Linked DNA regions of Mus musculus: region 1 is linked to region 2. The links are chromatin contacts, found by POLR2A ChIA-PET in ENCODE. All regions are on one chromosome and are shown on one strand. Each heading gives the region's core, a stretch centred on a gene start or an enhancer-like site at or near the end of the contact. The rest is flanking DNA. Distances are from core to core; before and after follow the strand shown.

Region 1 (3,880 bases), core at 1,183-3,682, 44 kb after region 2:
AGAAGAAGAAAAAGGAGGAGGAGGAGCAGGAAGAACAGAAATAGCAAACTTGTCTAAATGCTTATAGAATTATACAATGAAAACATAACTCACTTTCCAGCCAGCCAGACGTCTGCTGGCAGATAAACCACACAGTTGCTATAAGACCAGTTTGGTTCAAGTTCACTGCTTTCTTTTGAGACAGGGTCTCTGTAGTCCTGGCTGTCCTAAAGCTTGCTATGTAAACCAGGCTGGCCTTGAACTCAGAGATACTCCTCTGCCTCTAGTGCAGGCCCATAAAGTTTCTTTTTGTGTGTATGTGCCATCATCTTGCGATCTACTGTATCTTCTTCTTCTGCCTTTTGTTTCTGATGGCAAGATCTAGCTAATGATGCCCCAGCTAGCCTAGAACTCTCTACACACTCACCATTCATCCTCATTCATATTCTCAGTCTATCTCTCTCTTTCTCCCTGACTCAACCTTCCAAGTGCTAGGATTACAGATGGGAACCACCACGCAAGGCAATCTCACATTTTTTCAACTCTGAGTTTACCTGCCTACTCTGGCATGTGATAAAGGACTGTGACATAGTGTCAGGGAAACAGCCTGTGAGTGAGGGGACAGGGCCTGTTCATTTCCTCCCCCTATCCTTGGGTAACCATGGAACTGAATGCTTTAGGCTTTACAAACAGTTCAACAATCATGCCTCCGTCTGTCCTACATCCTAAGTACGTCTTCCTGTGTGTAAGTTGTGGAAGTGGCTACACAGATCATCTCTAGTTAGTCAAGCACAGGGTGAGACCAAGCAAAGAAAAGGAAGGGACAAGCCTCCTCACTCATGTTCTGTGTCTGCCTGTCGTTGTTTTGTTTTGTTTTGTTTTGTTTTGTTTTCTGAGGCTGGGTTTCTCTCTGTAGCCCTGGCTGTCCTGGAGCTCTCTTTGTAGACCAGGCTGGCCTCAAACTCACAGAGATCCACTTGCCTCTGCCTCCCGTACCTCTCCTTCGTGTGTGTATGTACTCTCTGGTACTAAGGAAAGCAGTCCCCTATATACTGGCTCACCCCACTGCTATGACTGATATTACCAAACTAGATACTACTTACTTGTAAGTCTTCACTCACTCTATAAATGCTCGGTTAAAATCACTGACAAGTGTCTGTATCCACACACAGTCAATGATACCATCTAAGAAGAGGGGCCAAGTCTGTAGGAAGTTGCCAATCCTCAGACACCTGCCTGTAAACACATATATACTTTTCAACTTAACACTCTCAAATAGGGTGGATATTTTAGATAGCTATTGGTGTGTATGTGGGAAGAAATGAAAATAACTTTGGTCAGTACTGATGCTACATCCCTTCTGTAACCAACACCCCTCACACCCATTTTCTTAATAGCGGCAGCTGTTACTAGGGCAACCTGTCCAGGAAATTGACCCACACTTCTTCCTCCAGAAGCAGGAAGCAAGAGCAATGTTTCTGCCTTACAAAAAAAAAATAATAATAATAATAAATAAATAAAATAAACTTGAAGGCCTTTTCTCCCCACCCCCACCCCATATGCGATCCAGCATCCCTCCTCAACCCAATTCCTTACTCCCTTCCCCACCCCCCACACCTACCTCCTCTAACTCATCCTTGGCATCCAAACTGGTTGAAAGTAGCAGCCTCCCCCCTCCTGGGGCTCCTGCTCCCGCTCCTCCTCCTCCACCTCCCGCTGCTCCTGATGCAGCAGCTGCTACGGTCCCCTTTCCCTTCTGTAACTCCATGGCTGCAGCCAAGAGACCAGAAGAGGTCAAGGGAGTAGACGGGTGTTAAGTCCTAGAAATGGAGAACTCTGGCTTGCCAAGGACGAGGAGCAAGAGGAACAAGTGGGAGGGAGGCCGACAGGCCTGGCTTTCCGCACTCTTGCCTCCTCTCCTGCGGAGGGGGAAGGCGCGGGTTCTCTAGATGCTCCCTCAGGAGTGGCCGGGCTGGGGCAAAGCTTTTGCGCAGAAGTATGGTAGACTAAGGGTCTTGTGTCCTGCAGGGAGATAGGCAAGGCTGCCACCCTTGCAGAAGTGGAGGGGGAAACCCTCTGGCTTCTTATCCTGAAAGGAGGGGAAACCCTAAGTTTCTGCCTCTCGAGGCGTGGGAAGGAGTCCTGGCCCTGAATTGGGAGTGGGAAACCTTCCCGGCGGGATTGGGAAACGCGGTTCCTTGGAATCCGGCCCCTAGCGGGTGAGGATGCAGCAGGAGCGCTATGGGAGGACCAGCTTCTCCCCACACCACACAGAGGCGGCCATGGTGGAAGGGCGGGGGAGGCTGAGAGTGCCCGAGCGGGCAGAGTCGTCGCCGGCGCCGGAAGTGAGCAGTCGCGGTCCCGGGCGTCCGCCAATAGCGGCTTCCGCGGTGGCGCCAGGTCTCTAAGGAGTAAGCCGACGACGGCGGACTGGCCTTTTCCCGGGCTGCCAATTGTAGGGAGAAGAATTGAGTCTGGTCTGACGGGCAACAAGTGTGCCCAATCGCATCCTTCCTCTGCATCTGGAGGCGGGACGGGAGGTACGGAGTGGGTGCTACTGCTGGGCGATCCGGAAAAAGCCGGGCTGCGCCTGCGCGCGCCAACACGCATGCGCGACGTTTCCCTCTTGCTCCACTCCCTACAGGTGTTCGGAACGTTGTCCTTGGGTAGTAGGCTGGGAGGATGGAAACCTAGCCCATAAGTGTCTATTCAGGAAAAGGAGCTGCCGAGTCCCAACCCCTACGCAGTCGCGTAGCAAACGCCCTCAGGGTCTGAAGCTACTTCCTGAACTAAAAATGCTACACGCGGCCGATTGTATGAGCTCTTGGGTGTGCAATTATTAGTAACAATTTGAAAACAAAAAAAGTGCATTGATTCTCTAGTGCAAACCAAATAGTTAGAATCGTACCAGCACTCGCTTTAACACAGTTTACTAAGTGATGGGACCTCGTCTTTTGAGACTCTGGGACTGACAAATGTCACTGAAGCCTATTGTATTTACACACACACAATCCATTGAGAGTTGTGGTTTGTTGTGATCATAGTAGGGCTTGATTGTATGAGAGTTCTTTTACCGTGCGTCTCTCAACAGAACTTTTCATTTTTAGGCGTATGAGCCTATTGCTGTCCACAGCTCTAAGGTGGGTGTGGTAATATATGCCTGCCATCCTAATACGTGGGAAGCTGGCCCATCAAATTCATGTTCCCCTTCCGTCCCCCATTTGTAGATATAGGCCTATTTTCCTGCACTATCCATTTTCAAGGCCAGTGGGCAGGTAAATTGTTAACAATGTCCTTGGAAGAATTCCAAGTTCCATAGCTACTGTTTTGGGAGTGAAGCACTCTTGAACCCAAGCTGGCCTCACTTTTGTGGCATTCTTTCTGCCTCCCAGGGACTTCTGTATCCTAATTACAAATAAAATAAGACCCGGACTGGCCGATCTCCAAATACACTTCTGGCATTCTACAATCCTCCTGAGTAAGCTTTGAATAACTTCTAGGTAAAGGACTGATTCAGCCTCGGAACTACAAACAAGTCATTACAATAGCTTAATATAACCGGGACACATGTATTGGATGGAAAGAAGAAAAAGAAAGGGCCGGGCGTGGTGGTGCACGCCTTTAATCCCAGCACTCGGGAGGCAGAGGCAGGTGGATTTCTCAGTTCGAGGCCAGCCTGGTCTACAAAGTGAGTTCCAGGACAGCCAGGGCTACACAGAGAAACCCTGTCTCAAAAAAACAAAAAAAAAAAAAAAAAAAGAAAAAAGAAAAGAAGGAAGGAAAAAAGATGTATAATACTGAATATTCTTTCCATTTTTTTTTTTTTTTTGAAGTGTACTGGGTTTGTTTGTGGTACTGATGATTGAACTCAGGAATTCAAAATAGGTAAATGCCCTGCCAG
Region 2 (3,558 bases), core at 895-3,394:
AGAAGACTCCAGCCACCATTGCTCACTACAGACGCCTGCTGGAGTCATGTCTTTAGCAGGCTGTAGTGGCCAAGTCCTTCCCTACTCGTGTTTGCTGAGGCTAATATTCCTTTCTAGGTTGATACAACCCTTCTCTTTTGTTCCCTCTGAACCATGCAGCCTCCACAGTGGCTCGCCCTGAGGCTCTGAACTGTGTGACATTTCCTACTGTACAGGAGGGAATGCCTCACTCTACCTAGGATTCAGGACAACTCCCTGGCAAGGCTGGCATAGATTCAGCACTTCAGCACTTGCTAGAGCAGTGGCTCAGTGGCTCTCAACCTGTGGGTTGCAACTCTCTTGACTCCCATATCATATGCCTACATAACAGTAGTAAAATTGCAGTTACAAAGCAGCAACGGAGTAATTTGTGGTTTGGGGGTCACCACACCCTGAGGAACTGTGACATAGGGTTGCAGTATTAGGAAGGCTGAGAACCACTGTGCTAGAGGGAATATGTGAGAAACTGAATAATGCCCAAGGAGAGAGACTAACCAATGCCCAAGCAGCCCACAATGCCCAGAAGGGAGCCAGACATGTGGTACAGTGGGAGTGCGAGGTAGATCACGTCCTCCTGGTGGACTCCACACAGATGGTAGAATCCCTGGCACTGTAGAACCTTCAGATGACTGATTCGAGCAGCCTTGGGCAGGCCTGAAGGGTGGCAAGAGGGGCACAGTCAGGAAAAGGGTCTGAGCTGTGTCCTGGAAAAATAGGTATTTTGGGGACTGGAAGGAGAGAAGCTGTGCCTGGGATGGTGTCCAGGGTGATCTGAAAGTGACAAGCGTCCCAGTCCTCTCCCCAGACCTTGCCACCCTCTGCCTCAGTGTCTGAGAAGTATTGTATCCAGTCCTCACCAGTAGTGCCAGAGGTGAAGATGTACAGGCAGGTGTCCATTATGTTCTGGGGGGCAGAGAGGTACCCCGGCACTGGCTCATCCACTTGGTCTGCTGCTTCCGATAGCAAATTGCTGATTCCAGCTACATTAGTTTCAGGGCCCGTCGCCCATAGGTGGAGCCCCATGGCTCTCAAGGCCGGCAGGTCCGGCTCCAGGGACTCCAGGAACTCTACAAGGGTAGGCAAACCCAGCTTCGAGGTTCTCCAGCTACTCTAAAGCCTTCCATCACCTGGTTGGTTTGCTCTGTCCTTGTGCAATGCTCTAGGGTGAGGGTGGCAATGTGGGGATCCCACGTCTTGCCTGGGACCTGTAATCCGACGGCTTAAGAATTCTTTGGGTCTAGCACATCCCTCCCCAAACCCAGGCCTCTTTCTTATTCCCACTCACTTCTGCACCTCGGGTCTAGGGAGCAGGCGCGCCCTCTCTGGCTCGCAGCCTTACCTGTGGCCAGCACGAGCGCACTCGCACCGCAGCTGCGGAGGCAGTGCAGCAGGGGTCCTCGGCGTAAAGCGGTGGGCACAAAGGCCGTGCGCAGGCCAGCTTTGGCCAGTCCGAACCAAATCCAAAGGAAATCCGGGCCCGCTGGGAGGAGCAGCGCCACGGTCGCCCCGGGTGCCAGAGGGGGCGCGGTCGTCCCTCTAGCAGCCGCATCTCCAGCCGGAGGCGCCACGCGTGCGCCTTCCTCAGTGCTGCCCCTGCCCGAGCCTCGGCGGCCCCCGGTCCAGCCCCGTGCGCGCAGAAAGGCGCGAGCAATCCGGTTGCTCTCGCGCTCAGCCTCCGCGTAGCTAAAGCGCTGCGCGCCGTGGATGAGGAAGGTGTGTGTCGGCTGCTCCCGGGCCAGGTACGCGAGACGCCAGGCCAGACTGCACCCGCTCTCAGAGCTTTCGGGGTCGGCGGCCGCTGCGGCCAGCGCGCGTGCTCGAAGGGCCCTTTTGCAGCGGAGGGCGCGAACTGTGAAGGCCAGGTCGGCCGGCAGCCAGCGCAGCTGAGGCCAGACGTCTAGCTTCAGCAGCAGAGGCAGGAGCAAGAGTAAGGGCAGCAGCAGCAGGAGGGCCGCCATGGTGCCCTTTTCCTCTAGTCCGTCCCAGCAGCTCACACACACTCCAGGTGGTCCTTCCTGAAACACTAAGCCAGCTTTGGTCCGGCTCGGACAACCTTTCTTCCCGGGAACGTGGCGCGCGTGCGCTGGCACCCGCCCTTCCCACCCAGCTTCTGCGGTGTGGCGCGGGAGCCAGGAGTGCGAGAGTCGGGGGCGGCCCGGCCCTCCCCACAACCCAGGCCCCGCCCTAGGCGCACACGCTCCGGAATTTGACCGCTGGTGGCCAGCAGCCTGTCGGGTCCAAAGAGGTGCCTACCCTCCAACCCCACAGCTGTGCATTTTCATGGCCACCTAAGCTATTGGCTGGCTTATAGTCCTGGTCCTGGAGCCATTCAATCCTTTGATTGTTCTTTGTCACCCATGATGGGATGGTACCACTGCTCTCTTCCTAAGGCGACTGAAGAATCTGGCCCCTGGCCAGGTCGGGTCTGCAAGTCTGGGCAAAACAGCTGCCTCCAGCTACCAGCAGCAATAGCAACCCCCCAGGGAATGGGTGGGGGAGCCTGAGAATTAAGTTACGGGAAAGGTGGAGGCCAATCTGCCAGACTTGTGAAGGGAAGCCCTTCATTTTAGGCAAGGATACAATAATTGGGACCAGGCAGCAAATGTTTCCCATCCTGGTTTTAATCGGTGCAGTGGAAACTGGGGATGGGAAGAGGAAGAAAAAAGAGGCCTCTTGGTGGTTTAGAGTTTCAAAAGTAGTGGCTTTAAAAGAGCATGGATTCTCAGAAGAGGAAAATGTCCAGGCTGAATCAATGGAGTGTGTGCACTAAACCTAGCCTTTACCTCTCCTCAGCAAGGCATCGAATGTCCCTGGACAGGGAAGCTGAAAGCATGATCTGGGACTATCCTCTGCTGCTATATGGGGACAGTAAGCAGTCAGACTGGAAGAGCGTCTCCTGCCCTGGCATTTGAGCTTTCATCCTCTCTCCTTCAAAACTCAACGTAGAGCACCCTTCCCTGCCTAAACCCCTGGGAACAGTGCACTTACTAAAGTGAGGGGCGAATGCTGGCTTTGGAGGATATGGAGGTCTTAGGTGTGTGGATTATGTGCACGCTTGAGTGCACTTGTGTATTCATGGGGTGGAGGCCCAAGGTACAAGTCAGGAATCCTAGATCACTCTCCACCTCATTCGTCAAGGTAGGCTCTCTCAGCTGAACCCTGAGCTCACTGATAGCTAGCCAGCCATCTGACTCCAGGGACCCAGTCTCTGCCTTCTGAGCTCTGGGATCATAGGCAAGCCACCATAGAACTCTGGTCCTCATTCGTGTGTGGCAAGTTTTTTATCTACTAAGTAACCCCTCCCCTCCCCTTCCCACCCCACCCCACCTCCTAAAGATGAAGTTCCCGAGAAGCAATGGGCAAGGCCAGCCAGCCTGCAGGGAGATGGTGCCAGCATCAGCTTCTAAGTGGAAAGGTTAGATGTCTGACTCACTCTAGTGGGAAGGATCTCAGATCAAAGCCAAGTCCCTCCTGGAGACATTGTGTAGTGGGGAGAGGGGTACAAGTTAAACAGAGGCG

What was found. ChIA-PET counts read pairs that join two places held with the same protein, here RNA polymerase II (POLR2A).
Region 1: POLR2A ChIA-PET joins it to region 2 with 12 read pairs in embryonic stem cell. The contact joins the promoter of Ints3 here to the promoter of Slc27a3 in region 2. POLR2A ChIA-PET finds 5 or more read pairs at or near these places in 4 of 5 experiments (Patski and embryonic stem cell).

Annotation. Positions count from the first base shown.
Region 1 is chr3:90,431,204-90,435,083 of GRCm38, forward strand. Ints3 (integrator complex subunit 3) reads right to left here and starts at 2,433. Exons shown (of 30, transcript NM_145540.3): 1 at 1,601-2,433. The coding sequence starts at 1,747.
Region 2 is chr3:90,387,794-90,391,351 of GRCm38, forward strand. Slc27a3 (solute carrier family 27 (fatty acid transporter), member 3) reads right to left here and starts at 2,145. Exons shown (of 10, transcript NM_011988.3): 1 at 1,379-2,145; 2 at 897-1,106; 3 at 535-693. The coding sequence starts at 1,997.